Regions from separate parts of the Homo sapiens genome. Here regions 1, 2, 3 and 4 are each linked to region 5. The links are chromatin loops, found by intact Hi-C in ENCODE. Cell type or tissue: heart right ventricle. All regions are shown on one strand. Each heading gives the region's core, and the rest is flanking DNA. Links, peaks and the distances in the headings are about the cores only.

Region 1 (6,198 bases), core at 781-5,780, 100 kb before region 5:
GGCTAATTTTTGTATTTTTAGTAGAGATGGGGTTTCACCATGTTGGCCAGGCTGGCCTCAAACTCCTGACCTCAAGTGATTCACCTGCCTTAGCCTCCCAAAGTGCTGGAATTACAGGCCTGAGCCATTGTGCCAGGCCTAGAATAGCGTGGTTTTTTTTTGTTTTCTTTTTTTTTGAGATGGAGTTTTGCTCTTGTTGCCCAGGCTGGAGTGCAATGGTGCAGTCTCGGCTCACTGCAACCTCTGCCTCCCAGGTTCAAGCAATTCTCCTGCCTCAGCCTCCCAAGTAGCTGAGATTACAGGCATGCACCACCACACCTGGCTAATTTTTTGTGTTTAGTAGAGACAAGGTTTCACCATGTTGGTCAGTCTGGTCTCGAACTCCTGACCTCAAGTGATCCACCCACCTCGGCCTCCCAAAGTGCTGGGATTACTAGCGTGCAGCACCGCACTGAATAGCGTATTTTAACCACTTCAGTTGGAATATATAAAGTGTAACTTAAGACTTGCTTATACACTTTATATATGTCGTGGTTCTTGTGACATCTATTATTGGCCTGTGCAAAGGGCTTTTTTTTTCTTTTGTAACTATGGATAAATTACCTAACTCTGTGTGGGAAATAATAGTACCTATATTAAGGGTTGTTGTAAGGATTAAAAGTGGGAAAGATTAAGTTGAGGTAGATTTAGTATAATTCAGTTATGTATTTTTTCCATTTATTAGTTTTTAAAGTTATAAAAACAAGTTAACAAATCAATATACTGTTCTTTATTATCTAATTTACAGTAATGCAATGTCATGAGTAGCCAAATTATAAACTATTTATAGAGCAAGGAATATAGTACAAATAATGACATTCCTTTGGTAAAATGTATCTATATGCAAGTATCAAACTCTGAGGAAATCAGACATAGAACCATTACTTTAATTTAATTTAATTTTATCTTGAGATAAGACCTTGCTCTGTCACCCAGGTTGGAGTGCAGTGGTGTGATCATAGCTCACTGCAGCCTCAATTTCCTGGCCTCCAGTGATCCTCCTGCCTCAGCTTCCCAAGTAGCTGGGTCTACAGGTGAGTGCCACCATGCTCAACTAATTTCTAAATGTTTTTTGTAGAGACATGCATGATATCACTATGTTGTCCTCAGCTCAAACAATCCTCCTGCCTTGTCTCCCCAAAGTGGTAGGATTATAGGCATGAGCCACCTCGCCCAGCCAGTTTCATTAGATATCATGAGAAAACTTTTCTTACGGATTTAATGAAAACATATAAATAAGCTGCAAAAATGAATTGATCTGGCAAGTAACATAGAATTGTGTTTTCGTTAGTGGGAAATAGACAATATTAAATAAAATGAGATAATAAAGATAAGAATTGACAAATATTGGAATGTTTTAAAATTTTATTTTGTTCTGCAAATGGAGTATGAATAGTTTATCATATGATTTGATACAAATATTTTATAACTACCTTGTTGAAAAACACACACCACATTTGAAAGAAATCATGTAAAAGTTTTATTGGTTTCTTTTAGCTAGTGTGTCATGAAAAGTTTGGTGATCCTAAAAACATATTTTAGTTACATTTAAGATAATCAGCTGGTTGTGGTGGCTCACGCCTGTAATCACAGCACTTTGGGAGACCAAGGTGGGAGGATGGCTTGACCCCAGAAGTTCGAGATCAGCTTGGACAACTGGTGAAACCTCATCTCTACAAAAAATAGAAAAATTAGCCTGGCATGGTGGGGCGTGCCTGTAGTCTCACCAACTAGGGAGGCTGAAGTGGGAGAATTGCTTGAGCTGGGAGGTCAATGCTGCAGTGAGCTTTGATCATGCCACTCCACTCCAGCCTGGGTCACAGTGAGATCCTGTTTCAAAAATAAGTAAGTAGGCCAGGTGTGGTGGCTCACACCAGTAATCCCGGCACTTTGGGAGGCCAAGGTGTGTAGATCACCTGAGGCCAGGAGTTCCAGACCAGCCTGGCCAACATGGTGAAACCTCATCTTTAAAAATAAATAAATAAAAGTAAATAAATAAATTAAAATAATTAACTGCTTTGGCCATTCCAACATATTTCATTCCTGCTAATGATGTGAGTTTGAGATGAGTATTGAGAATAGCTGAAAATTACTATGTATATACAGTGTTTTTGTGTTTTTTTTTTTTTTTTGAAACAGAGTCTTGCTCTGTTGCCAGGCTGGAGTGCAGTGGCACAATCTCAGCTCACTGCAACCTCCGCCTCCCGGATTCAAGCGATTCTCCTGCCTCAGCCTCCCGAGTAGCTGGGATTACAAGTGCCCGCCACCACGCCCAGCTAATTTTTGTATTTTTAGTAGAGGCAGGGTTTCACTATGTTGGCCAGGATGGTCTCAATCTCTTGACGTCATGATCTGCCTGCCTTGCTCTCCCAAAATGCTGGGATTACAGGTGTGAGCCACTGCACCTGGCTGAAAATTTACTATATTTATATATGTAAAAGAGCTATTTTTTAGCATTTTTTAAACAGATGCTCTCTTTGCTTTGCTTTCTTAAGATCAAGGCATTTGCCAATAATTCTTAGAGGATGGAAAAGGTCTTACTCCCACCACCCCACTTACCATATATTTTATTCATGAAGACCATAACAACAAGAGCCAAAATACCCCATTCCTAAAGCCAAGTTTCACTCTTTTTTTTTTTTTTTTTTTTTTTTTAGATGGAGTCTCGTTGTGTAGCCCAGGCTGGAGTGCAGTGGCGCTATCTCAGCTCACTGCAAGCTCCGCCTCCCGGGTTCACGCCATTCTCCTGCCTCAGCCTCCCGAGTAGCTGGGACTACAGGCGCCCGCCACCACGCCCGGCTAATTTTTTATATTTTTAGTAGAGACGGGGTTTCACCGTGTTAGCCAGGATGGTCTCGATCTCCTGACCTCGTGATCCGCCCACCTCGGCCTCCCACAGTGCTGGGATTAGAGGCGTGAGCCACCGCGCCCGGCCTTCACTCTTAACAGAAGTATGTGAAAGATAGAAAAAGACTGGTTCCTTTTTGATTGTTGAAGATTTCACCTTCGTCTGATGTCTTGGTGGGTATTTATCTGATGGTGCCATAAAATAAGATTTCAGGTGAAGAACGGGTATGCTTTCGTTTTTGAAAAGTTGGAGAAGAGCTATTGTGAACATGGGTGCTTTCCCAAGCAGGCTGATTTTAGGAAAGAGAATACATTGAAGTTGAGGATCAGATTTCCACAAAGCTATCTATAATTGAGCACCTCTTGGAAAGCATTTTGTACTCCCAACAGCATGGGAATCCCCAGTTTGAAGACCACTGGGGTAGACTCAAAAATGGCTAACCATGCCTTAAGAAAATATTGCCATCTAGTGGCAACTACTCAAGACATAGGCATAAAGACCTAAATGGTCCCTTGACCCTTTGAAGGACACCTCTGTGTGATTCAGCCACAAGGAGCAAAATATCTCATATTTATATTGTACGTTTACTTAACATTACTCTTTCTATATATATTGTGTTATCTAATATTCCAAGCAAGCCCTTAAGATGCACATGCTCTTTCCTGTTATAGATGAGGCATTTGAGGAACACAGAGAGTAATTTATCCAAGATCATATTTCCATTTATTTATTCCAGATCCATTTATCAGGCACTATTACATGACTGGCATTATTCTAGGCTTGAAGAAGGGGCATGGGTTATGGGTGAACTGAAAGATGACTAAGACACATGTCCTTATGTCATTCACAATCTAATGGGGACACAAAACTATGAATGGGGCAATCAGGACTTGTATCTTGGACTGCTAATGTGTATCAGTGTCCTCACTGTACCATGGTACAGTAAACATAAATGTCAGACTGGTGCTCGAGTGATCCTGGGAGTCCTTGCAGTCACATGAAGCCAGTATCAGAGGAGTGTGGTGTCCAAGCAAAATGAGTCACTGAATTAAAATGTCATTTGAACAGAGTGCCTGCCCTTCCCTCCCCTTCTAATCTGTTGCTTGTAATTTGCTGTTGGCTTGGAAACCCAATAAGGAAATTTATTAAAAGAGTATTTAAGATGAAAGAAAATTATCTGAATGAAAATCCCAGAAGCTCCCCGATGAGTGTTGTATATGAGCTTTGGAGCATAAACTTGACTTCTGCTTTGGCCATTCTTGGGACTTTCTTAAGATGGCCTGTCTCTGAGCTGAGGCCAGGTAGCTGAGTTAGGCAGTGAGCTGTGAGTGGGCAGTGTTATGTTCGAATCGATAATCGTGCTGTAACGGGCACAACATGTTAGGAAAGACCCACATTCTCAAGACATGTTGGCCTCCCCAGCCTCACCTTCAGGATCTTTCCCAACTCTGTGCACTGCAGAAATTGATGTTCTTTCTGTTTTTTGAACATTCCAAGTTCTTGCCTAACTCAGGCCTTTGTAATATTTCTCCTTCTCCTTTACTCTTCACATGCCTGGCTCTTTATCTTTCAGGATTCAGCTTAAATGTCACCTTTTTAGAAAGCCCCTCATCGACTGCTCTACCACATTAATACAGGGTCCTGCACCTAATCTATATGCTCTGCCAATACCTTGTTGTATCCTAAAAATGTCCTATTGACATTTTTCTATGCTAACTGAAACTGAAGCACTTAACCCCTTCTAACTAATACTATTTTGTCTACATCTTTATTGGTCTATCTCCCTCCACCAGAAAGTAAGCCTTGTGAGGACAGGGGTTGTGTCTATTTGGCTCATTTCTGTATCCCTACCACCTAGAAGAGACTTGGCATGTGGTAGGCCCTCAGTAAATATCAGTGAATGAATTGAATGAACACTCTTTCCCTCTTTGTCTCAGTGGCCATTCTCAGTAAATGCAGCCAGACGGCCAGACTGGCCTGGTTTTCTTAAATAGATTCTGACAGTTTTACTTGGCAGCTCATGAAGCAGGACTGCTGTGTGCCTTTGTTCCAGGAAATGGACTTCAAGTCACCTTCCCAGGGCCCAAGCTTCTTTGGGACAGGAAATCAGGCATTGATTAGGTACATAAAGTTGGGGCTTCCTAAGTCTACACCGCCATATCTTTGGTTAACTCTGGGTAAGAGGTCATAGTTCTGTTAGCTCTCCTCCATTCCTAACCACAACTGCACCTCTGTAAGGAGCCGGTTCTCTGGCCTTTGTGCCACAGATCACTGCAGCAGGGTGGCCCTGGGGCGAGTGGAGCTTCCCTCACTCATCCTTCCCTGCTTCTGGATAAACAATGCCAAGTTCATCATGCCCTGCTGGTATTAAGTCAAGAGTGGATGTCTTGTGAAAAGAACCATATGTCTCCTGTGAAGGGCTGAAAATGGACTGTTGAGAACCAATTTCCAGTGAGAGCCATGGGACCTAGGAAGAACCAAGGTCACTGAGCTCAGGGACTTTGGGAGACATCCATGAAGGTCCAGTTCATATGCAGTACTACTCTAAACATAGCAATGAAGAATCCCTGCCCTCTTAGAGGGAGGGGTGGGGCTGAATACTTCCCTTGCTAAGGAGCTATCAGTCAGCATCCTATCCCTGCCTCCAGAGCAGCCAGTCTTGCTGGGATTATGGCCTGCAGCCTCCAGTCTCCACTGCTTCACTTTCTGTTCACTTCTTCTAAACTCACTACCTTTCCAAATTCAATGCATACTCTCTCTTCCTCACTTACTGCAATCCACTTTTGAGTTCGTTGGATGGGGTAAGTACTTCCCACCCCAGGTCTTTGCACACTTTGGATGGAATAAATATTTCCCGTGTTTTTGCACACACTGTTCTGCCTCTACCTCCATAAAAAGGCACTTCTCCTCAATTAACATTGTTCTACCACCTTGTGGCTTCTGTTTTCACCTGTTAAGCAACCCAAACTGCATTTGCCAATGAATCAAAGGTGTATCTGTTTCTAAATGTGTGGATGCGTGTAGGGAGAACTGATGTTTTGTGAATGTTATCCTATCCAAGAGCATGGGAGACCTTCCCATTTGTTCCAAGTTTTTGCTGTGTTCCTGAGGAAAATTTTAAAGTTTTCATCATATAGACCTTGTACAATTCTTGGCAAGTCTATTCCTAGGAATTTTTAAATTTTTATTTTTGAGACAGGGTCTCACTGTGTTGCCCAAGCTGGAGCAGTGGCATGATCATGGCTCACTGCAGCCTCAACCTCCTGGACTCAAGCGATCCTCCCACCTCAGCCTCCTGAGTAGCTGGGACT
Region 2 (6,198 bases), core at 346-5,345, 55 kb before region 5:
GCGTGAGCCATTGCACCCAGCCGGCAACACTCATTTCTTAAGTTATTGCTGCTGCCAGGTGCATCTGCCATTCAGGGTATGCTTAAGTTAAATTATTGCTGTCAGGTGCATCCACCCTACAATCCAGAACATGGCAACACTGCTAAAGCCTTGGCTGTGCCTGCACACACACACATGAGCTGTCCTGAGTAGCCAAAACAGCTGACAGAAAGGTATTGAGATCCTGTGTTTCACACGTAGGAAAACCTTAGACCACACAGTGATTCCACCTCTTCACATGTAGTTCTAATAGTTTCATGCTTGACTTATAGTTCTAATAAGCTTGGTAATCTGATTTTCAATCCTTGGCTGACTTGCAGTAGAAAATTAGGAAGCCAAGAAGGGAAGCTCTAGGCAGATAAACTGACAGACCTAAAAAGACTTGAGGAAACATATTCTAGTTAATAATGTGCCTCATTTATATGATATAGTCAAGTGCAATAAACATATACTAAACCTGTGCATTTAAGTCAAAAAAAGGAAGGTGGGAAAGAAGAGGTGCTTTAAGTAAAATTCTCAAACCTTTGACCAACCACTACCTCTCTGGGCTTTTACTTATTCATATAAAAAAAGAAACATTTAAATAATTTAATGTCTAGGCTCCTGTTTACTGTAGAATTCTATGATTTTAGGTGACAACAAATAGCTTGCCAGCAAGGAGTCAATCAGGAGTATTGTGATATGTACTTTTTGTTTTTTTTGAGACAGGGTCTCATTCTGCTGCCCAGGATGGAGTGCAGCGGTGCGATCATGGCTCACTGCAGCCTCAACCTCCTGGGCTCAGGTGACGATCCTCCCACCTCAGCATCCTGGGTAGATGGGACTGCAGGTCCCATTTTTAAAATGCCTGGCTAATTTTTAAAATTTTTTGTAGAGACAGGATCTTGCCATGTTGCCCAGGCTAGTCTCGAACTCCTGGGCTCAAGTGATCCTCCCGCCTGGTTCTCTCACAATGTTGGGATTATAGGCCTGAGCCACTGAGTCTGGCCTTTGTCCTATTTCTTAAAAATTATATTTGCTACTACCATGACTACTACTCCAGTGCTTTACCAGCACTTAAATACCTCCAATGTCTGGGACAATTAGGAGTGAGGCAGACAGGGTAAGCATTTCAATCATGTCAGAGGCATCGTTTTCATAACCAGAACAATAACGAATATTTATGATGATTTAACCTAAACAGCAATTAATAAACAGCTCTTGTGTGCCAGGCACTGTGTCAGGTGCTAAGTCTTCATGGGAAATAAATTTATTCTTATATGTCTCGGGAGACAGGTGGAAAGCAATTTGGCAGTAACTACATTAAAACTTTTAAAATATGTAAATATTTTGATCCAGAATTCTTACTCCCAGAAGTTGTCCAAGTTTTTGCTGGACAATTGCAAGTGCCCAAAGATATCTTTCAAAGATGCTTACTTCTGCGTTATTTGTAAGAGTGAAACACTGGAAATGACCTAAACATCCAACATAGAGTGAGACCTATATATACCAATATGAAAAGCTGCCCAACATATACTGCTACATGACAAAAGAAAGTTGTAAGACTGTATCTTTTATTTTGTTGATATATAGATATGAGTATTTGTATACAATATCTGGAGACATATACAATAATTTTTTTTCTTTTTCTTTTTCTTTTTTTTTTTTGAGAAAGGGTCTGGCTTTGTTGCCCAGGCTGGAGTGCAGTGGTACGATCTTAGCTCACTGCAACCTCTTACCTCCTGGGCTCAAGCAATCCTCCCATCTGAGTCTCCTGAGTAGCTGGGATTACAGGTGAATGCTATCATGCCTGGCTAATTTTTGCATTTTTAGTAGAGATGGGGTTTTACCATGTTGCCCAGGCTGGTCTCGAACCCCTGGACTCAAACAATCCCTCTGCCTCAGCCTCTCAAAGTACTGGGATGACAGGTGTGAGCCACCCCGGTGGCCAACAAACTATTAACAAGGGGCAGGATTATGGAGACTTTTCTGTTTTGTTAAATGTTCATTTAAAAGTAATAAACACATTACACAAGAAAAATAACAAACGTAACAACAAAAAGAATAATACAAAATGAAAGGCAAGAAATTAAGTAATACATTTTACAAATATTTTCATGGGGAACTATTGAAAATTTATTGAAAACAACATGTTTTCCAAGAATTTAGAATGGAAAAGTTGTTCCACCTGCAGCTTTCTGATTGAGTAGCTGGATGCTGTGATCTTTCACTCAGTTACCCCCTCTTCATCCTGGTTGATTTCCAGCTTTCAATAAAGCTTTTCACCTGACGCAGGATAATAGCGAGTGCATGTGTGCTGGTTTGTTTACTGTGAGTCTCTCAGAGGAAATCATGTGCATCTGTCTGTTTACTTTTCCGTGGAACCTAGAAGGTCACCTCTAAAAATAATCTTGCTCGGTGTTAGAGTTTCTGTGACACAGAGGTACATACCTCACATGCTCTCCACAGTTAGTGCGCTAAGCCAGGCATATCTAGTTCCCAAATGACTCAGATCAGAGAAGGAGGGGAAGGCAGCTGCCAGCTAAGATGTCTAGTGACTGATTTAAGAGCAGATGCAGAGGAAGCCCTTTACAAAATGGGACACACTCATGGCTGCCTTTCTAGATCAGTGATGTTGAACTTTTAAATATGTTTATTGGCTTTTTGTATTTCTTCTTTGTAAGTTTCCAAAGGAAATATTAGGAGAATTTCTGAACCAGAGCCCATGCTATGGCTATTTGACTTTGCAGTAGACACATTTGGATGCCTTTTCACTACCTCCTTTGGCCCCGAAGCTCTTGTTAAAACAGGTGCGCCTGAGGAACTGCGTTTATGCGTGAAGAACACTCTCCATTTGCCCCTGACGTCTGCCTCACTCTTCCCAGATTGAACCTTTATTATCCCATGCTGGGCTGGGACCTCATTATGGAAGGCCTCGAAAGCCAGCCTGCGGAGGTTGAACAAGGGAGTAGGATGATGAGAGTTCTGCTGTAAGAGATTAACCCAGCATCAGTGTAAGAGACTTGAGAGGGAAGAATGGGTAGAGAAAGAGATCAGTTAGAAGTCTTTTATTGGCTGGGCATGATGGCTCACACCTGTAATCCCAGCACTTTGGGAGGCCAAGGCGGGCGGATCACCTGAGGTCAGGAGTTCAAGACCATCCTGGCCAACATGGTGGAACCCCGTCTCTACTAAAAATACAAAAATTAGCGGGGTGAGGTGGCAGGCGTCTGTGGTTGAGGTGGCGGGCGTCTGTAATCCCAGCTACTTGGGAGGCTGAGGCAGGAGAATCACTTGAACCCAGAAGGCAAAGGTTGCAGTGAGCCAAGATCATGCCATTGCATTCCAGCCTGGGCTGGAGGAAGACTCCGTCTCAAAAAAAAAAAAAAAAAAAAAAAAAGAAGTCTTTTGTCAGCTGCTCTGCCTATGGAGTAGCCATTCTTTTATTCCTTTACTTTCCTAATAAACTTGCCTTCACTTAAAAAAAAAAAAAAAAGAAGCCTGTTGTCCAAGTCAGAAACAATGAAAGCCTGAGCTAAAGCCACGAGCAGGAGAGAAGGGAATAGAAAGAGATAAATTGAAGAAGCAAATCTATGAAATTGTACAGCTGATTGGATCCAGGATACAAAGGAGTTCCGTAGGTCCCAGAAGACTCCTAGATGTGTGCTGGAAATTGTAGTGCTGCTGTGGAGATGTCACACACTGGGCTCTACCTCGTCCTCTTATGCCTCTTCGGGGATCTCATGCCAACAACTGTTTTGTCATCTATCTTCAATTATTTACTGCCATTGATTCCTTCCCATGAGGCCTATTTAAGAATCTCCACATTTTAGAACAAAATAAACCAAACCAAACCATACCAAAACAAACCTTCCCTCTTGAGAGGAAGAATAGACTACTAATGTCCTTATCGTAGAAGTAGGGAGTCAAGAGACACTATCCATGATTAATAGAACGAAGAAGGGAGCTTAAGTAGGTTGCAAAGAGGGCCAGTGGAGAGATTGAGAATGGTGATGCAACCACTTTGGAGGAGAGGGGAACGAGAGGAGTGTAAGTGAACTAAATTCTCATCCAGCATATCAGGAAGTTAATAGAGAATGTCTAAGGCGGATAAATCAAGAAATAGTTAGGCCAGGAGGTGAATTAGTGATCTGGAGGTTACTACAACACAGAAGCAGTTCAAAGTGCTTGCCTCTTCAGGGTGGCTCGGGACTGTTGCTTTTTTGAACCATTTGCGTGTATTTCTTTGATGAAATTTTTAAAGCGTTTTTTCCCTGTTTTTTAACATGTCAAAAAGAGCCTTTATTACTTTAGTAGTAGCCTCTTATGCTTCCTTGCCAGACACTTTTGGAGAAGGTGCTCCCTGGGCCAACACTTTTTGACCCTTCTGAGCTTTCTGAAGAAGTGCTGCCTTCTGGCCTGTGGCTTTCTGGGCAGGAATCTTCCGGGCTGGAGCCTTCTTGCCCGCAGTGATCATCTTTTTTGCTGGGACTTTAGCAGCAGGTGCTTTTCTGGTAGAAGCTTTCAGGAGAGCTGCCTTTCGAAGCTTCCTAAACTCATTTTTTGTTTGTTTGTTTTTTGAGACAGAGTCTCGCTCTTGTCGCCCAGGCTGAAGTGCAATGGCACAATCTCGGCTCACTGCAACCTCTGCCTCCTGGGTTCAAGTGATTCTCCTGCCTCAGTCTCCCAAGTAGCTGGGATTACAGGCACGCGCCACCACGCCCAGCAAATTTTTGTATTTTTAGTAGAGACAGGGTTTCACCATGTTGGCCAGGTTGGTCTCAAACTCCTGACCTCAGGTGATCTGCCTGCCTTGGACTCCCAAAGTGCTGGGATTACAGGCGTGAGCCTCTAACTTCATTCTTAATTATTCTTTTCCTCATTTTCTTTGCCTTCATGGCTTTAAAACAATCAAAATCTGTCATCTTGGCTTTCCTCTCTTTGGCTTCAATCTTCTTGGCTTAGTGTGGCTGCCCATTTTGCATTGAGGTCTACCTGCTGCCAGGCTTGTTGGACATACCTTTGGTGGGTGCTATGTGGGAACTTGAGGATGAAGTCAGTGAGCTGCATGCATTTGAAAGACACGGCCTGTCCCATTACCTGAGTGCAAAGTCCATCAGCCAGAGCCCTGTTTTCATCAGTAACATCTACAACTGCGACCAGCTTTCCAGCATAAGGTCCAAAGGAGACATAGGCCACCTGGCAAACCTCCAGGAAGTGCTTGAACATCATGTCGGCAGCGTTTGGCAAGAAGGAAGTTCTTTCTTTTTTTGGTATAATGGGGAGAGAAGCCTTTAAAAAGCCTCCCTAAATTCACATCTCCTTATGGCTACCATTTTTTTCTCTTCTTCCTTGAAATATATTCTTTTTTGTTGTTGTTTGTTTGTTTGTTTGTTTGTTTTTGAGATGGAGTCTTGTTCTGTTGCCCAGGCTGGATTGCAGTGGCTCGATCTTGGCTTGCTGCAAACTCCGCCTCCCGGGTTCACACCATTCTCCTGCCTCAGCCTTCCAAATAGCTGGGACTACAGGCGCCCGCCACCACACCCCGCTAATTTTTTGTATTTTTAGTAGAGACAGGGTTTCACCGTGTTAGCCAGGATAAATATATTCTTTAATATAATAATAATAGTAGTAGCTAACACTGACTGAGGTATTGTTATATGCCAGGCATTGGCACATAACATTCATTCATCATCTTATTTAATCTTTGAAGTGAGCTTATTGCAACTAGACATCTTTAATGAATTGTCTATTCTTACTGTCCTCATTTGCTCACCATCCAATCTCTTCTCAACCCACCACAAACTGGCTTTTGCCATCTAAACTCCACTTAGACTCTCCCAACAAGGGCACCAATGACCTCCCTATTGTTGAAACTGGTTACACTTGCCATGGCTTTGGTTACACTTGCGTTTTTTTTGTTTGTTTGTTTGTTTGTTTTTTTAAATCTACCTCCTGGCTTCTTCACAGTTCTCCTCTAAGGTCTTTCTTCTGCTGCCCACCTCCTAAATGTTGGTGTTCCTCAGATTTCCTGCTCTAGCCTGCATTTCCTCTCATTTTATGTCTCTTAGGATCATTTATATATTCCCCTTGCTCAAGTTATCACGGATGACACTCAGACCTCTGTGTCTATCCCAAACAGTTTTCTCCTGACTGCGAACCCACATACCACTGTCCACC
Region 3 (6,198 bases), core at 718-5,717, 69 kb before region 5:
CAGGCTGGAGTGCGGTGGTGCGATCTCCACTCACTGCAACCTCTGCTTCCCAGGTTCAAGCGATCCTCCCACCTCAACCTCCCGAGTAGCTTGGACCATAGGCACATGCTACCAAATCTGGCCAATTTTTTGTGTTTTTGGTAGAGACAGGGTTTTGCCATGTTGCCCAGGCTGATCTCAAACTCCTGGGCTCAAGTCATCCTCCTGCCTTAGCCTCCCAAAGTGCTGGGAGGCTAATCGTAGAGAATGATTACAGGCATGAACCACTGTGCCTGGCCAAGAAAATATTTTTTAGGAAAACATAAGGTTGTGCAGAATTCCTAACAGTGAAATTCAATTAGTAACATCCTATTTTGAGGCCTTGTGGAGTTTATCGTTATAAGGGGGGCTGTTAAATTGACCGACAGAAACATATGTGTATCGGGCCAGGGTGGCAACTATCATCAGTTTAACCATTCTATGAAAGCCAGTTTGCCACTTGTGAGAAAAACTGAGTTATGCTGTATCCTGTTTCTACATATGTATGGACAATCATGATTGTTCAGAATACCAATTTTATGAATTTTTGATTCACAAAATTTCATTAAAGCCTTAAATTCAAGATGTTTCTGAAACTGGTAAAACTTCAAAATGGAACATTATAAAATGAAACAGTTGTCAGTATACTGTCTTTAAACAGTCAAACACAGCCTTGGTATAATTGAAAATAAAAACTTGTAAGTTCTGCTGCGCAGCTGGTAATCACTATCCTTAGTACCACACATAGTATATTATACAATCCTTAGTACCACACATAGTATATTATACATACAAAGGTGACTTTTGTGCATACCCAATAGCAAAAGTGTCTGATCCGTTCAGTGCCCTGCACTTTGAAGATATTTTTGTTAGATAGGTGTGGTATCACATACTTCCAATGTTGTTTCCAATTCTGTGTATGCTTGTTCCAAGACAGACTTTCATGACCCTAACCCATGGTAGCTTCCTGCTTGATATTTATATACATCTGTACTGAAGTTTGGAAAGGTCACTTGAATGAACAATGCTTGACAGTGGTGTCACCAACCTTTCAATATGTATGTTAATTATAAATAAAGGCATATCTTTATACATAAACTTTTTGAGGCAGAGTCTTGCTCTATTGCCAAGGTAGAGTGCAGTGGTACGATCTCAGCTCACTGCAAACTCTACCACCCGGGTTCAAGCGATTCTTATGCCTCAGCCTCCCAAGTAAGTAGAACTACAGGCATGTGCCACCACGCCCAGCTAATTTTTGTATTTTTTGTAGAGATGGGGTTTCACCATGTTGGCCAGGCTGGTCTCGAACTCCTGAACTCAGGTGATCCACCTGCCTTGACTTCCCAAAGTGCTGGGATTACGGGCATGAGCCACCACGCCCAGCCTTTATATATAAACTTTCATGTATGAAATCATAATGTGGTTTCTTTGACGAGTTTTATAACATCACTCATTCTGCATGATTTTAAAAAATCAGCTTTACTGGGTTATGATTTACATTAAATGTACCCATTTACCTGTACAGTTTGATACACTTAGATAAATGTACACACCTGCATTCTGTATGATTTGGGGGAGACAGGTGACCTGAGTTCAATCCTAAACTGATAATTTACTAATCATGTGACCTTGGGCAAATTACCTTAACTTCTGAAAGCCCTGGTAAAAATCCCACTTGATAATAAAATCGAGTCCAGGATAATAAAATAAAAATCAAGTGGGAGTACTTTTCACTCTGTAACCAACTACTGCTGAATTATTCTTTTCCTTTTTTTGGACAGTCTCACCCTGTCACCCAGGCTGGAGTGCAGTGTTGTGATCTCTCCTGGGCTCAAGCGATCCTCCCGTCTCAGCCTCCCAAGTAGCTGGGATTACAGGCGTGCACCACCATGCCCAGCCTGAGATAGCTTCTGTAATTATTCTAGCACAATGCTAAGCACTTGCAGCAGGTGAGTGGTTTGTTTCCTTTACACTCCCTACAAGAAATGTGAATGCAATGCTCTTCAGTTTTGGAGAACACAGGCAAACAACTGTATGTGCTAAATCATCTGACTTCATTTTGATCACAAGGGCTTCCACCAGCCAATGAATACTTGCTGTGAATGCTGCCCAATGTCGGGCCTGAGGAAAACCAGACAGTGGCTTCATGTCATTTTTTAAATCATGTCTGATATATTTCATTGGAGCTTTTCCCCCCCAATACCCAAAGAGATACCCAAAGAGAACTCTGAAAACACCAATACCCCAATTTCCTGCTTTGTGCCTGCATTTCTCTAAATATTTCCATCTGAACTTTGTCTGCGAGTATTAGGTCAGATGTCTACTGTAATTACCAGGCATCCTGGGGACTGTAATTAAAAGGCAGTTTGAAATGACTGACACTTTGATGGTGATTCTAGCCATTTCTATTTTCTGACAACGAATCTTCCTCAAAAATTTTACTGCCCCCTCATGTCCTTGCTCCCTGATTTTTCTTCAGTTAGGCACTCCGTAATTCAGCAGCATTCTTTTCTTTCCACAATTTATCTCCCTACTCCCCTTCTCATCACTTGGGTCCGGCCGGTGAGCAAGGAGGAAGAAACCCAAAGGGATCTTCAGGGTCCGCGCCCCGCAAAAGGTCTCACAGCAGAGACGTACAGGAGAGGTGACCCAACCCCCGGACCTGGATGGGGCCCTTATGGGAAAAACCCCGTGTTTGCTTCAGGCCATTCTATGCGGCATCCACGAGGTCTGTGGGCCAGCGGCACGGCGCGGCCCTGTCCCCCAAAAAGGAGGAGAGGCAGGAGGAAGAGGAAGTGGCCGTACAGGCCGAAGCCTTGTGGAGCCTCAGTGCGGGGCTTGGCCAGGTCCTAGGGGGCGTGGCCTCGGAGGCGAAAGCGCAGGGCGGGGCCGAGGTGTAGGAACCGGGAGGGGCCTCGTGGGGGGAGGAGACTCGTGGGGGCGGGGCCCAAGGGAGGCGGGGTGGGGCGGGGCCGCGGCCAGAGGAAGCCCCTCCCGGTTTCCCTTGACAGGGTCACCTGCCTGCAAGCCACCTGCGCTCCCCTTCCTCTCCCACAGCCTACATGACCAGTGTGGGTCGCCAGCCTGAGCGAGGGTGCTCAGGTGGTTTCTACTCTCATTTTCACTTTCCAGTGCCGCTGCCGACTTGGAGGGGAGAAAGGGGCGGGGCAAACCCTGGTTTCGCCCCCCCGCCCTCAGGCTGGCTGCCACGCGGGGGCGCAGTCAGGGGGTCTGCGCTGTGTGGGTAGGGGGTCTTCAGGGCTGCCCCTCCGCAGTGCCACCCTAAGCCAAGATTCCCACCCCTGAGGCAATCCAGGATGAAATGCACACTGGCTGGGGTCATGTTAAGTAACAGAAGTATTCCCAGGCCCCAGCTATCTAAAAATATTCTTCCAGCTTAACGGGTTAGTTGCCTTTTTTTTTTTTTTTTTTGTATTTTGTTTTTTCCTTTAAGTAGAAAACTGGACCCTGAGAAATACGTACGGCCAGGCTAACCTGTGAGCAGCAGGACATGGCACACCCTGGGAAGCGAAGACAAGGTTCTCCCTCCCTCCCAATTGCTCATATGTGACATGGGTCCTCTCTCAGCGGCTCCCTGCACAGGATTCTTTTTTCAGAGAGGCTATTCCATTTCTCTAGTTTTGTGACACCCTCTTCACTGAATTCCTTCACTTTAGCTTAAGTCTTGATTGTGTCACCTACCCCAATGCTAGTCTAAAGGACTAAAGAGAGTAAGCCTTTCGAGGAAAGAAAGAAAACTATATAATTGCTTTTTATGTATTCGGTTTAACCAGCCAACTTCTGTGCTACACGGTGGGAAAACAAAGACATATATGACACAGAAAAGTAACTATACTCCAGCATTATACATTTAATAACAAAAACATATGGTAGACACAAAGGTAGAATAGGTGAGGGGGTGACTAATTTCATGAGATATGGGGAATGGGAGCCTAAGAAAAAGTTTTGGCCGGGCGCGGTGGCTCGCGTCTGTAATCCCAGCACTTCGGGAGGCCGAGGCGGGCAGATCACTTGAGGTCAGAAGTTCAAGACCAGGCTGGCCAACATGGTGAAACCTCGTCTCTACTAAAAATACAAAAATTAGCCGAGCGTGGTGGCGCGTGCCTGTAGTCCCAGCTACTGGGGAGGCTGAGGCGGGAGAATTGCTTGAACCCAGGAGGCGGAGGTTGCAGTGAGCCAAGATCGAGCCATTGCACTCCAGCCTGGGCAAAAAAGCGAGACTGTCTCAAACAAACAAAAATACAAGCAAGCAAACAAACAGTTTCAACCCGGAGTGAGGCCCATCTGAGGGGGCATTTGAAGCATCAACAGGAGTGTAAGAAAAGAAAGCCCTTGGCCGGGCGCGGTGGCTCACGTCTGTAATCACAGTACTTTGGGAGGCAGAAGCAGGTGGATCGCGAGGTCAGGAGATTGAGACCATCCTGGCCAATACGGTGAAACCCCGTCTCTACTAAAAATACAAAAATTAGCTTGGCATGGTGGCGCATGCCTGTAGTCCCAGCTACTCGGGAGGCTGAGGCAGGAGAATGGCGTGAACCCGGGAGGCGGAGCTTGCAGTGAGCCGAGATCGCTTCACTGCACTCCAGCCTGGGTGACAGAGCGAGACTCCATCTCAAAAAAAAAAAGAAAAGAAAAGAAAAGAAAAGACAGCCCATGAAGTAGATACTAAGTGACTACAGAATGCTGATTGACAACACAGAAAAGAAACGAGGAGGTACAGAATTCCCTTTTTCTTTCTTTCTCTGTGTTTCTTTTTCTCTCATCTTTCTTCTTTTTCTCCCTTTCTTTCTCTTTCCACAGGTCTTGTAGTATCACCCAGGCTGGAGAGTAGTGGCCGTATCATTTAGTTCCCTGCTGCCTCAAACTCCAGGGCTCAAGCAATCTTCCCGCCTCAGCCTTCCAAGGAGCTGCGTGTACAGGCGTGCGGCACCACATCTGGCTAATTTAAAAAATTTTTTCTGGGCGGGCACAGTGGCTCATGCCTGTAATCCCAGCACTTTGGGAGGCCGAGGCGGGTGGATCACGAGGTCAGGAGATCGAGATCATCCTCGCTAACACGGTGAAACGCCATCTCTACTAAAAATACAAAAAATTAGCCTGGCGTGGTGGCGGGCGCCTGTAGTCCCAGCTACTCCGGAGGCTGAGGCAGGAGAATGGATGAACCCAGGAGGCGGAACTTGTAGTGAGCCCAGATCGTGCCATTGCACTCCAGCCTGGGTGACAGAGCCAGACTCCGTCTCAAAACAAAACAAAACAAAAATAAAAATGAGGCCGGGCGCGATGGCTCACGCCTGTAATCCTAGCACTTTGGGAGGCTGAGGCGGGCGGATCACAAGGTCAGGAGATCATGACCATCCTGGCTAACACGGTGAAACCCCGTCTCTACTAAAAATACAAAAAATCAGCTGGGCATGGTGGCACGCGCCTGTAATCCCAGCTACTGGGGAGGCTGAGGCAAGATAATCGCTTGAACCCGGGAGGTAGAGGTTGCGGTGAGCCGAGATTGCGCCACTGCACTTCAGCCTGGGAGACAGAGCAAGACTCCCTCTGAAAAAAAAAAAATTTCTAGAGAGGGGTCTGGATATGTTACCCAAGCTAGTCTGCAACTTCTGGGCTCAAGCGGTCCTCCTGCTTCCCAAAGTGCTGGGATTACAGGCATGAGCTGCTGTGCCTGGCCATTCCCTTAATTTTAAATTGGCAGCAAAGAGATTAGTTGAAAGATGGGGTGAAGGGGTAGAGAATTCCTTTTACTCAAATCATAAACATTACAGAAATAAAAAAAACCCGGTCCTTTATAATTCCCACTCCAGGAAAGACCAATGTTGTCATATTGGCATATATTCTTCCAGGTTATGTATTCATAACTAACATTGTTTTCTATAGAAATGGAATCTCTCTCATATGCTGGAGGTAGTAGAGGAAAGTGGTGGAGTGTTCTGACTCTAGCAATCTGGTGTCACCTGAGCTGGAATGCAGGGTCCACCTCTTCCTAGTTCCATCACCTTGGGAGGTTATCTTCACCTCAGTTTCCCCTCTGCAAAATGGCACCATATCTGTACCAATTGTCAATTGAGATTTTAAATGGCCAAGAGTAATTTTTGTACATGGGAAGGAACTCATAAAGCTGCTTGCATCTCTGTTGATATTTAATTTATTATG
Region 4 (6,198 bases), core at 362-5,361, 93 kb before region 5:
TTAATTATCTGAGCAAATGAATTTTCTCCTTTTTGCTTAAGCCAGTTCAATCTTTCAATCTGGATTTCTGTCCTGTTGTCCTACCACCTTAGCAAATTGATCCCAATTTTCCTTTTTGCCTTGTCATCTGTGTTCTGCATACTCCTTTTTATATAGCTTGCATTCATTAACATAGAATTTTGTATTCTGCTTTTTCATGTGCATTTACTTCATTCATATTTTCCCACAGATGACACGATGGCCATAAATTAGTAATCCTGACAAGTTAATATACCACAATCTACTTAACTGCCTCCCAACTATGGAATATTTAGGCTTTTTGCTTTTTATCCTTATTATACTTAACACTACAATGACCAAATCGGTGTACATAGTTTCATTCTTCTGTTGAATTAATTCTTAAATATCCAAGAGTAGGATTGCTGAGTTCAAGCGTATAAACACTTTCATGGTTTTTGACAGAAAAGTGAATAATTTTTACATTTGAACATTTGGAAAAAGTTTGTTTAGATGTCAAGTGTAGAGAAACTCTCAGTGTTTGTTTGTTTGTTTTAACAGGTCTTGCTCTGTCACCTAGGCTGGAGTGCAGTGATGTGATGATAGCTTGCTGCAGTCTTGAACTGCTGGGCTCAGGGGATCCTCCTGGTGCAGCCTCCCAAGTAGCTGGGACAACAGATGCGTGCCATCACACCAGGCTTGTTTTTGTTTTTGTTTTTGTTTTAAATTATTTGTAAGACAGAGTCTTGCTATGTTGGCCAGGTTGGCCTTGAACTCTTGGTCTTAAGGAATCCTCCCACCTTAGCCTCCCAAAGTGCTGGGATTATAGGCATGAGCCATCGTGCCTGGCCAGAACTCTGCGTTTAAAGTTGAGAGCCTTGGGTCATGCCCTCCTGCCCTGCTTTCAGCCCTGGAGTAATTGCTGCTGTTGCTCATCCAGAACATGCATCCAGGTGAGAAGAAGCATCTGAGGGCCATGGTAACTGCTGTACTGAATTTTTGCTTTGCTCAGGAGTGGAGATCCAGAGTTTGGTGTCGGGCTTTCACAAAGGAAAGGGAGGTAGGGAGGGGCCAGATGCACCAGAAGGGGGTTTCAAAATACCAAGTTCTCCCTATCCACAGCCAGACTCAGAATCTCATGAAGGTGAGTAACCCCTCCACAAGGGATTGTGGTAACAAGTCTCTAATAACTCTTATTATAGCTTCCCATCACACCTTGGATTTTTCCTTCATAGCACTTATTATTGCAAATTATTTTTTTATTTTTTTTTTTTTTGAGACGGAGTCTCGCTCTGTCACCCAGGCTGGAGTGCAGTGGCACGATCTTGGCTCACTGTAAGCTCTGCCTCCCCGGTTCATGCCATTCTCCTGCCTCAGCCTCCCAAGTAGCTGGGACTACAGGCGTCCGCCACCGTGCCCAGCTAATTTTTTTTTGGTATTTTTAGTACAGACTGAGTTTCATCGTGTTAGTCATAATGGTCCCAATCTCCTGACCTCGTGATCCACCCGCCTCGGCCTCCCAAAGTGCTGGGATTACAGGCATGAGCCACCGCGCCCGGCCAATAATGAATTCTTAAGAGGGTGTTAATTTAAGGATTACTTCAGCAGAAGGCAAAAGCTATCCACATTATATTGTCTGTAAGCTCCCTGAGAGCAGGGATTCGTGTCCTTTTTGTTCACCCCTGCATCCAAAGTACCTAAAAAGGGCTCGATACATAGTAGGCACTGAACAAATATTTGTTGGAATGAAGAAATAAGTGAATTAACATAATAAAAGGAATGAGATTAACTATTAGTAGCTGGGACCACAGGCACACACCACCATGCCTGGCTAGTTTTTGTATTTTTAGTAGAGATGGGGTTTTACCATGTTGCCCAGGTTGGTCTCAAACTCCTGAGTTCAAGCGATCTGCCCACCTCAGCCTCTCAAAGTGCTGGGATTACAGGTGTGAGCCACCACGCCCGGCCTTAAAATTCTTAAGGAAGTTTATTTGTGAGCATTTCCCCAATGCTGATATATATTGATGTTAAATCAGCCTTTTGCATATTTTATAATAAAAGACTAACATATCCAAATAAAAAGATTAATTCACAGAGACTTTTTCTGACTGTGTAAGTGAGAAATTATTCTGGCGTTTAGTCAGCCAGATTAGAAAGAGCTCTAGATTAGGAGTCTAGATTAGCTGAGATACCTAGTTCTTATTCCAGCGCTGCTCTCAAACAACCTGCTAGATCGTTAGGAGCCTTTCTGAGCCTCTGGGACTTCTTTTTTTTTTTTGAGATGGAGTTTTGCTTTTGTCGCCCAGGCTGGAGTGCAGTGGCGCCATCTTGGCTCACTGCAACCTCCAACTACCAGGTTCAAGTGATTCTCCTGCCTCAGCCTCCTGAGTAGCTGTGATTACAGGCTCTCACCACCATGCCTGGATAATTTTTTTGTATTTTTAGTAGAGACAGGGTTTCACCATGTTGGCCAGGCTTGTCTCGAACTCCTGACCTCAGGTGATCCACCTGCCTCGGCCTCTCAAACTATTGGGATTACAGGTGTGAGCCACCACGCCCAGCCAACCTCTGGGACTCCTTATATTGGGCGAGAAGATTGAATTTAAAAGACTACTAATAATTGCTACTAGTGGGATAGCCAGTGGTGCTTTTGTGAAAGCACATTTAGTATCTAAGAATGGCATAAGTAGCTGTGAACATGAAGAACTGGTTAATACATTCATTGCTGTGGCTAGTACAGTCTTGAGATCATTACAGGGAAGTGGATGCTAAAATACAAAGTTCACATTTCATGAACTTGAATCATGATTGCTCTTTGGCTGAGCAATTCAAAAGGCTCTCTCAGAACAGGTTCAGTAAAGCCCACTTATATTTAATGCTGCTGGAGAAGAAAAGTGAAATGTCATGAAAGATATACTGAAATTAACCCAAGGCAGACCCTTTGCTATTTGCAGGTCTATAGTAGGACCATTTTACTTACTAGCTTTGTTCTGTGACCTTATAAGTGTCTCTTGAGCTTCCAGCACTCGATTTTTCCCTCAGATACATTTCCCCTGTACTGCTTATCTTGTAAAATTAACTACTGTGTAACAGATGTATGAGCCAAAGCTAATTTTATGAGAAACTTGAGTGAAAGGAAATCAATCTTTCAAGGTCCCTGAAGTCCTAAGATCATAAAGAAAAGGCTAAAGAAGTAGTTTCTGGCTTTTTGCTTTTGATTTCCTTCTTAGTTTCAGTTTTCTTTTTCTGAATCTCTCTCCCCAGATCTTCCCTGGCATATATAGATGCTCATAAACAAAACAATGACAAACACTGGGCTGTTAGAAAGGTCACAGCCCTGGCTGCCAAAAGACACAGTCAGGCTTGCTTGTTAGTGGAAATTTACAAATGATAATGCGCTGCCACTTTTGCTTTAAGAGCTACTCCCACTTGGGGACCTGAAACTGTAGTCTCCAACACAGCAAAAATTGACTAATTATTTGATTTACCGGGAGGAGCCCTACTGATCAAGTTCATTTACAGTTATTAGTTCATTCTACACACTGTCACAGTTTACTTTTGGCAACCACAGAAACTTAGTACTTTCAAGTGGCAAAAATTATATTATTGTTGAGTTACAAAATCATGGGCTATCCCCATTACCGTAAACCTAATCTTAACTCATGCTGAAGTTTAAAATTCTAAATTGTTTTCAGTTTTCCTCCTGGTTATGAGATTTTGTGTGTGTATGTGTTATGTAAAACACAAATCTAATGACTGTTTTGAAAAGATCTAGGCAAAGGGTCATGACAACAATTCAGCTATTTAGCACAACTCTCTGTAAACAAATCACCAGAGAAAGGCTTAAAGTGAAGTAATAATTCCGGCTCATTGTCAGTGAATAAACACCAGACAGCTATAGACATGTTTAATGCATTCCTGCACTCTCTTCAAATACAAATTAATACAAAATAGCATTTTGTGACTTGAAGTAATTGCCCACATGGCTGAGCTGTGTATCTCCAGGAGCTGAATAATTTAAGCGTGGATTTATGTATGGAACATGCAATGCTCTGAATAAATATTTTGAAATGAACATTTATTTCACAGAAGAGGCAAGGAAAGTGGAGAATAAATGCTGGCAAGGGAGACACTAGACACAAGTGACAATAGTGCAAGCCAAACTGTGCTCTGCTAGAGGTGTAAACAAACTACCGCCTCAGCACCAAGGAGGGACAATTTAATTCAGATGGGAGCACAAGCATCCCAGAGAAAGGGAAGTCATGCCTGGGCTTCCCGGGAAGATGAGTATTATTTTGATTAATACAGGAGGAGGGAAGACATTCCAGTGAGAGGAATGGTGGAGGGAGTGAAATAGAACGAAAAGCATCACCTAGGATAATTCTGGGTGAGGGAAGGGTGGATGGGAATGGTAGAGGTGAAATTGTGGGGCTAGGGGCTCATTTTGAAGAGCCTTGAATGTTGTCCTAAAAAGCATGAATCCATTAAAGAAAAAAAATTTTCTTGATGACATTTTTGTATCATTTTTTAAATTGAAAAATAAATAAGGCTGGGTGCAGTGGCTCATGCCTGCAATCCCAGCACTTTGGGAGGCCGAGGCGGGCAGATCATTTGAGGCCAGGAGTTCAAGACCAGCCTGGGCAACATAGCGAAACCCCATCTCTACCAAAAATGCAAAAAAATTAGCCAGACATGGTGGCACACACCTGTAATCCCAGCTACTCGGGAGGCTGAGGCAGGAGACTAACTTGAGCCTGGGAGGCAGAGGTTGCAGTGAGACGAGATCTTGCCACTGCACTCCAGAATGGGCGACAGAGTGAGACTCCGTCTCAAAATAATAATAATAATAATGATGATAAGAATAATCATAAACATAAACATTTAAATACTATGAAAAGTAGTGAAAAATACTCGGAGAAGTAAAAAGTTAGTTTTTTTTTCTTTTTCTGTCTTTATTTTTTATTTTTGCCTTACAGATTTCTAGGAATATAAAAAAGTTTTTTATATAATAATTCCAGGCCCGGCGCAGTGGCTCATGCCTGTAATCCTAGCACTTTGGGAGGCTGAGGTCAGGAGTTCAAGACCAGCCTGGCCAACATGGGGAAACTCTGTCTCTACTAAAAATACAAAAATTAGCCAGGCATGGTGGCAGGCGCCTGTAAACCCAGCTACTCGGGAGGCTGAGGCAGGAGAATTGCTTGAACTTACAAAAAATACAAAAATTAGCCGGGCATGGTGGCACACACCTATAATCCCAGCTACTTGGGAGGCTGAGGCACAAGAATTGCTTGAGCCTGGGAGGCGGGGGTTACAGTGAGCTGAGATTGCGCCACTGCACCCCTGCCTGGATGACAGAGTGAGACTGTCTCAAAAAAAAATGTGTATATATATATATATATATATACACACATTATATATATATATATAAATATATATGTATATACATGTATATATATATATACGTGTACACATATATATATATATATATACACGTGTGTGTGTGTATATATATATATATATATATATAATGAATTCCACAATTCCAGAGATAACCATTGTTAGGGCAAATGAGTATTACTAAAATTTATTTTATTTTATTTTATTTTTTGAGTCAAAGCCTGGTTCTGTCATTGAGGCTGGAGTGCAGTGCCCCTATATTGGCTCACTGCAACCTCTACCTCCTGGGCTCAAGCCATTCTCCCATCTCATCCTCCCAAGTAGCTGGGCCTACAGGCACATACCACCACACCCAGCTAATTTTTGTATTTTTTGTAGAGATGGGGTTTTGCCATGTTGGCCAGGCTGGTCTCTAACTCCTGGCTTCAAGTGATCTGCCTGCCTCAGCCTCCCAAAGTGCTGGGATTACAGGCGTGAGCCACTGTGCCTGGCCTTGGAATTTTAATAATTATTGCTACATTTCCCTCTAAAAAGTTTGTATCTATTAATACCCTCACCAATAGTGGATGAGGTTGCTTGTTTTCCCACATATTTGCCAACATTGGATATTTTCATTCTTTTAAATCTTTGCTGGCCAGGTGCAGTGGCTCATGCCTGTACTCCCAGCACTTTGGGAGGCCGAGGCGGGTGGATCACCTGAGGTCAGGTGTTCAAGACCAGCCTGACCAACATAGTGAAACCCCATCTATACTAAAAATACAAAAATTAGCTGGGCATGGTGGCTCACGCCCATAGTCCCAACTA
Region 5 (6,198 bases), core at 580-5,579:
TGGCAAGCTAGGACCTGGAAAGCCCCAGAACCATGGGCAGGTAATCCATCATACCCCTCTGGGGCCACAGGACTTCATAACTGCTTCTCTGTGAATCTGCTTCTTTCTGCAGCCTTGCTTTCTCTGTACTGCATACATGTAGATCAAACATCTCTCCCTCCTTTTCCCTTACTTTCTAGGTCAAGAGACAAGTTAAAACCATGTAACTGCACATTTCCAGGAAAGAGAATCTGATTGGACCAGCTTGAATCAGTTTTCTACCCGCCTCTATTCCAATCAGCTATGGCAAGGGAGAAGCGGGTTAATAAAGGATAAGGATGCCAACTGGGATGTGGGGAAGTGCTGGAGCAAACTGCCTGGCATGTGCATTATAAATAGATGAGCACGTCCATATTGTGGAAAGGCAACAGGACAAGAGGACAGGCTCTGGGGTCAAATTGCCTGGCTTTGACTTTTGACCTTGCCACTTATTAGCAGCTTCACTTTGGACAAATTATTCAATTTCTTTTTCTTTTTTGAGATGGAGTCTCGCTCTGTCACCCAGGTGGGAGTGCAGTGGCGTGATCTCGGCTCACTGCAACCTCCACCTCCCAGGTTCAAGCAATTCTCCTGCCTCAGCCTCCCGAGTAGCTGGGACTACAGGTCCGTGCCACCATGCCCGGCTAATATTTTGTATTTTTAGTAGAGATGGGGTTGCACCGTGTTAGCCAGGAGGTTTTGATCTCCTGACCTCGTGATCTGCCCGCCTCAGCCTCCCAAAGTGCTGGGATTACAGGCGTGAGCCACCGCGCCTGGCCAAATTATTCAATTTCTTTATGCCTCGGTTACCCCATCTGTAACATGAGGGTGATAATAGTTGTGTGGATTAAATAACACAAATAACACTTTGTAGAAACTACATAAGTATGTATTACTTTTATAAAGATGTCTGTTTCCCCTAAATTAGTCAATAAAAGTACTGCAATCGCAATCAAAATTACAATTTTTTTTTTTTTTTAAGACAGAGTTTCGCTCTTGTTGCCCAGGCTGGAGTGCAATGGTGTGATCTCGGCTCACCGCAACCTCCATCTCCCGGGTTCAAGTGATTCTCTTGCCTCAGCCTCCCGAGTAGTTGGGATTACGGGCATGCGCCACCACAGCAGACTAATTTTGTATTTTTAGTAGAGATGGGGGGGCGTTTCTCCATGCTGGTCAGGCTGGTCTCGAACTCCCGACCTCAGGTAATCCGCCCGCCTCAGCCTCCCAAAGTGCTGGGATTACAGGCATGAGCCACCACACCCGGCCACAATTGTTTTTTAATTTGACAAAGTTTAAAGTTACCATGGAAGAAATAATATATCTCTGGAGAGGATGGCAGGGATAGCCTCTGCCATCCTGGGAAGAGCACAGATTTATACACTATTGGTAATGTTCTAGGTTAGGTTGAGGTTGGCTTCATATTATTACGCTTTTAAACTTACATATATTACAAAATTCTATTTTATGTGTATTAAATATATTTTTAAGGACAATTCTTAAAGACTAGTAAGCAGAGATTTATCCCATCAGAAATTTTTAAATCATCTAAAGGTATGTTAAAACAGTATTACTGCCCAGCAACAGATAAATCAATGAGGCAGAAAAAGTACATACGGACATTTAGTACAGTCATCCCGTGATATCTGTGTGCGACTGTTTCCAGGAACCCCCGCGGATAACAAGTCCATTACATAAAATGTAGTATTTGCATATAACCTACCCACATCCGTCCTCCTGTATACTTTAAATCACTCTAGATTACTTATAATACCTAATGCAATGTAAATGCATAGCATTTGTGCTGGGATTACAGGCGTGAGCCACTGCACCCGACAAATTATTTTTTTAAAACTCTAAAAATGCTAGAAGAAAATACAGGTAACCATGACATCAAAGCTAGAAACAAAGGAAATGACTCATTAGACATATCTACATAAAAATTAAAAACTTCCTTCAGTAAAAAAAAAAAACGAAAAACCATAGGTGATATTAAAAGATGAATTTGAAAAACAGGAAAAATATCTGTAAATATCTCAATCATAGGTTAATATTTCTAATATACAAAAAGCACTTGTAATTTCTAAAATGTGAATATTTCATTTTAAAAATATTTCTAACATACAAAAAGCACTTGTAATTTCTAAAATGTGAATATTTCATTTTAAAAATAGGCAGAAGTCATGAACTAGTAATTCACAAAAATAGAGCCAATAATTATATGAAAGATGTTCAGTTTTACACTTAGGCAACAAAATGCAAATTAAAACGAGTCTTTTTTAAAGAGATGATAAAGATCACGAAGACTGACAATATCTAAGATTAGCAAGGAGATGCAGAGAGCATATTCCTTCTCATACTGTTAATGGAAAAGTAGTAAATAGGTTTCTAGGGGAGGGTCTGGTAATATCATTTAGAGTCTTACAAACGTGCATTTTCCTTGATCCAGTAATTTTATTTCTATGACTTTATTGTAAAAAAATAATCAGGGACATGTACAGATTTACATATAAGAATATTCATCTAGGATTGTAGACCTGAAAAGCTGTCAATACCTGAAAAGTCCAACAACTTAGGGACTGGTTGAACAAATTATGATATCCATACAGCCATTAAAAATGATTCTGTAGGCTGGACCCGGTGGTTCATGCCCACAGTCCCAGCACTTTGGGAGCCTGAGGTGGGAGTATCACTTGAGCCCGGGAGGTCAAGACCAGCCTGGGCAACAACCCCATCTCTTAGAAAAAATATATATATATAAATATAAATATATATGTAATTATTTTAATTTACCTGCAAAGACATTACTGGGAGATAACGCGCTTACGTTTTTCTGTTTTAAAAAACCAAACACCTTTACGTGTATGTATGAAAATTCTAAATTTATGTAGCAATATGTTAATAGTATTATCCACTGTGGCAAGAATGAGAGTTTAAGTTTCTTTTATAAACATGTATGTACTCTCGAACTACTGCTGCTATTACAGGGAGCAGGCATTTTTTAAAAGCACTATTCTTCTTACAGTCAGGAAATACAGGACACTATTACTTCGCGGGGGAAGACGGGCACTGGGAAGAGTCCACGCCGGCGAAGGCAGGCGAAGACAGGGCTCGCTGACGCCCCCGGTCGCCCGCGCCTCTTCCCACAGCTCTCCGAGGAGCCCAGCTACCGGAAACACGCCACATCAGGCCTCGGAATTCTGGGCATCGGACGGACAGCTCGTGACCTCAGAAGGAGGAAAACGGTCACCTTCTGAAAGAAACACGAACTCCTCTTTCCTGTATCAGAACATTTCTCATTCACCTGAGCGCGGCGTTTCTATCCTGAGATGTTGGGAGGAGGTTCGAGGTGGGCGGGGTGACGGTTTTCTCTTGGAAATGAAAAACAGCCTTTCCTGCTACCCCTGCCCGCTCACACAGGCGAGACTTGGAGTCTGCCCCGCGGAAAGCCGTTTCTATGGGTGACGACGTATGGCAACGCGTCTAAGGGAACGTCGGCGAGTCGACTATTGTGTTCCCAAAGTCGCCCTGAAATGAGGACAGAAGTTCGGGGGAGCCGGGGGCGTAGAGTAAAGGCACGATCTGATTGGCCCGCGGCCGCGCAACGATGGGCGGGACGGGGCAGAAGTGTGGGCGAGCTGGGGCGTCACCGCGCGCCGGGTAGTCTCTCTCACGCCCTGGCGGGTGCGCAGGTCTCTAAACTGGGCGGAGCAAGGGAAGTGATGTGTGGCCTCCGGAAGGACGCGCGTAAATCCTCACCCATAAGTAACGAGTCGCCGTGGTCAAACAAGGCCCTCCTACGATACCAATCGCGTGGCGGGTGTGGTACTGCCGAACCCGAGGAATGAGAAAGGAGGCCCGGCAGAAAGTTCGGATCAGCTGCCGGCCGTTCCCGGCGTAGCCTAGGGCGGGGAGGGATTGACTCCCCGGAACATCCCGGGGTAAAGACCTCGCATAACAGCGAAACCGCTGAGGGACTGTTGTGTGGCGAGGCCTTGGAGACAGACAGGCCCACACACTCCCTTTCCTCGTGAGGGTCACCGACCTGCCTACTTGGGAACGACATAGACCTGACAGTTGTGTTTGGGGGTGGAGGTTGATGACCAGTTATTGAATGAATCGCAGAGACATTTGCGTAGGAGTGTTGATGCAAGATTTTCTTCTTTTTTTTTTTTTTTTTGAGATGGAGTCTCGCTGTCTCCCAGGCTGCAGTGTAGTGGCAGGATCTCGGCTTACAACAACCTCCGCCTCCCGGGTTCAAGCGATTCTCCTGCCTCAGCCTCCCGAGTAGCTGGGACTACAGGCGCACGCCACCACGCCCGGTTGATTTTTGTATTTTTAGCAGAGACGGGGTTTCACCGTGTTGGCCAGGCTGTTCTGGAACTCCTGACCTCAGGTGATCCGCCCACCTCGGCCTCCCAAAGTGCTGGGATTACAGGCGTGAGCCACCGCGCCCGGCCCCCCTCTGGCCACTATTATTATAGTTTTTAAAGCCTCTTAATCGTAAATACTAGAGTCTTATTTTATTCTTAGAGGGAATTTTTAGATGAGAGGCAAAATTGTAAAAAGGAAAGTTTGAATATAATTACAGACTATATTTTACGGAAGAGAAATTGAAAATGTACACTTTTTTCTAAATATTTAAAATAAATGTTTAGGCAGGCACATTAGAAAACATAAAAAGGAGCAAAAACTCAGCACTAAACCACTGGTCAAAGTTAACTGCTGTTAACATTTTAGTGTTTTCCTTCTGTTGTTTTTTCCTATCTTACAAATACTGAATCACTAAACAATGCATTTGTTAGACGAACATAAACCACCCTGTGGCTTTATCTGTGGAGTAGGACTATGGGAGACTTTCACTTTGTTAGATATTTCTGTATCATTTGGAGTATTATAAAATGTACATGCATTCCTTTTCTAACCAGAAAATCTAAAGTGTTTTTGTTTTTGTTTTGAGACGGAGTCTCACCCTGTCGCCCAGGCTGGAGTGCAATGGCAGGATCTCAGGTCACTGCAACCCCTGCCTCCTGGGTTCAAGCGATTCTCCTGCCCCAGCCTCCTAAGTAGCTGGGATTACAGGTGTGCGCCACCACGTCCAGCTAATTTTTTGTATCTCTAGTAGAAACGGGGATTCACCATGTTGGCCATGTTGGTCTCAAAGTCCTGACCTCGTGATCCGCCTGCCTCAGCCTCCCAAAGTGCTGGGATTATAGGCGTGAGCCACCGCGCCCAGCCGAAAATCTAAAGATATTGAAAAGATACAAAGGAGCACATTATGAACATTTTTTTCGTATCACTGAGTATTTTATAACTGCATCATTGATTTTAAAAGAATTCATGACTTTGAAAACTAATATTCTACAAAGTAGCTTTTGATTTAACATGAGATTTTATATATGTGCTTATCTTGGTTCTCTATGAAACCCCATTGAAATAAGAAAATGTAAACACCAGCAAGGACTAAGAGAATGAGAAAGAGACAATAGTGGATGGGAAAAATTGGCATCTACTTAGCGGAGGAAGGAAAGGGAATCCAAGAAGGCTGACTGCAGAGGGGAATGTCAATTAGAAGTAAAGCAATTTATGGCTGGGTGCAGTGGATCACACCTATAATCCCAGCATTTTGGGAGCCCGAGGCAGGCGGATTGCTTGAGCTCAGGAGTTTGAGACCAGCCTGGGCAACATGGCGAAACCCTGTCTCTACCAAAAATACAAAAAAATTAGCTGGGCATGGTGGTGTGTGCCTATAGTCCCAGTTGCTCCGGGAGGCTGAGGTGGGAGGATCGCTTGAGCTGGGAGGTGGAGGTTGCAGTGAGCTGAGATTGTGACGCTGCACTCCAGCCTGGGTGACAAAGCGAGACCCCACCTCAAAAAAAAAAAAAAAAAAAAAGTAAAGCAATTTATATTTCAGAACTCCAAAAAGGCTCACAGAGGTACCATATCAGTGGGAGGGTGTGTAAGGGAGGATCAGGGGGTTGATTGAAAATCTGGCTGGTCGCGATGGCTCACGCTTGTAATCCCAGCACTTGGGAGGCTGAGGCGGGTGGATCACCTGAGGTCAGGAGTTCAATACCAGCCTGACCAACATGGTGAAACCCTGTCTCTACTAAAAATATAAATAGCCGGGTTTGGTGGCGTGCTCCTGTAGTCCCAGCTGCTCAGGAGGCTGAGGCATGAAAA

What was found. Hi-C counts contacts between places; a loop is a spot of excess contacts. Peaks named below come from ENCODE experiments on the same cell type or tissue, not always from the same donor. Only the 100,000 strongest peaks of a DNase experiment are listed, where the experiment ranks them.
Region 1: a loop joins it to region 5, with 5 times the contacts of the local background. A loop is called at or near these places in 14 of 110 quality-filtered maps.
Region 2: a loop joins it to region 5, with 5 times the contacts of the local background. A loop is called at or near these places in 60 of 110 quality-filtered maps.
Region 3: it touches region 5 in a loop (8-fold over the local background); 58 of 110 quality-filtered maps call a loop at or near these places.
Region 4: a loop joins it to region 5, with 4 times the contacts of the local background. A loop is called at or near these places in 14 of 110 quality-filtered maps.

Annotation. Positions count from the first base shown.
Region 1 is chr2:61,655,722-61,661,919 of GRCh38, forward strand. No RefSeq gene overlaps it. Among named protein-coding and RNA genes, the nearest start is that of XPO1, 120 kb to the left of the region's middle. In heart right ventricle, for the core only: a CTCF peak has its summit at 3,360 (motif pointing left); a DNase peak (open chromatin) is centred at 4,890; H3K27ac peaks cover 2,730 bases.
Region 2 is chr2:61,705,729-61,711,926 of GRCh38, forward strand. It overlaps the pseudogene LOC647077. Among named protein-coding and RNA genes, the nearest start is that of FAM161A, 150 kb to the right of the region's middle. In heart right ventricle, for the core only: no CTCF peak of the experiment used is centred there; no DNase peak of the experiment used is centred there; H3K27ac peaks cover 1,523 bases.
Region 3 is chr2:61,691,850-61,698,047 of GRCh38, forward strand. No RefSeq gene overlaps it. Among named protein-coding and RNA genes, the nearest start is that of XPO1, 160 kb to the left of the region's middle. RefSeq lists enhancers at 2,613-2,742, 4,015-4,630 and a silencer at 2,883-3,042. In heart right ventricle, for the core only: a CTCF peak has its summit at 3,219 (motif pointing right); a DNase peak (open chromatin) is centred at 2,942; H3K4me3 peaks cover 1,382 bases; H3K27ac peaks cover 1,976 bases.
Region 4 is chr2:61,667,918-61,674,115 of GRCh38, forward strand. No RefSeq gene overlaps it. Among named protein-coding and RNA genes, the nearest start is that of XPO1, 130 kb to the left of the region's middle. RefSeq lists an enhancer at 3,077-3,316. In heart right ventricle, for the core only: no CTCF peak of the experiment used is centred there; a DNase peak (open chromatin) is centred at 3,343; H3K4me3 peaks cover 1,554 bases; H3K27ac peaks cover 2,460 bases.
Region 5 is chr2:61,760,714-61,766,911 of GRCh38, forward strand. It overlaps LOC107985767 (a long non-coding RNA gene), which reads right to left and starts at 3,550. Exons shown (of 2, transcript XR_001739092.2): 1 at 3,320-3,550. RefSeq lists an enhancer at 3,140-3,339. In heart right ventricle, for the core only: a CTCF peak has its summit at 3,140; DNase peaks (open chromatin) are centred at 3,208, 3,658 and 4,238; H3K4me3 peaks cover 2,053 bases; H3K27ac peaks cover 2,021 bases.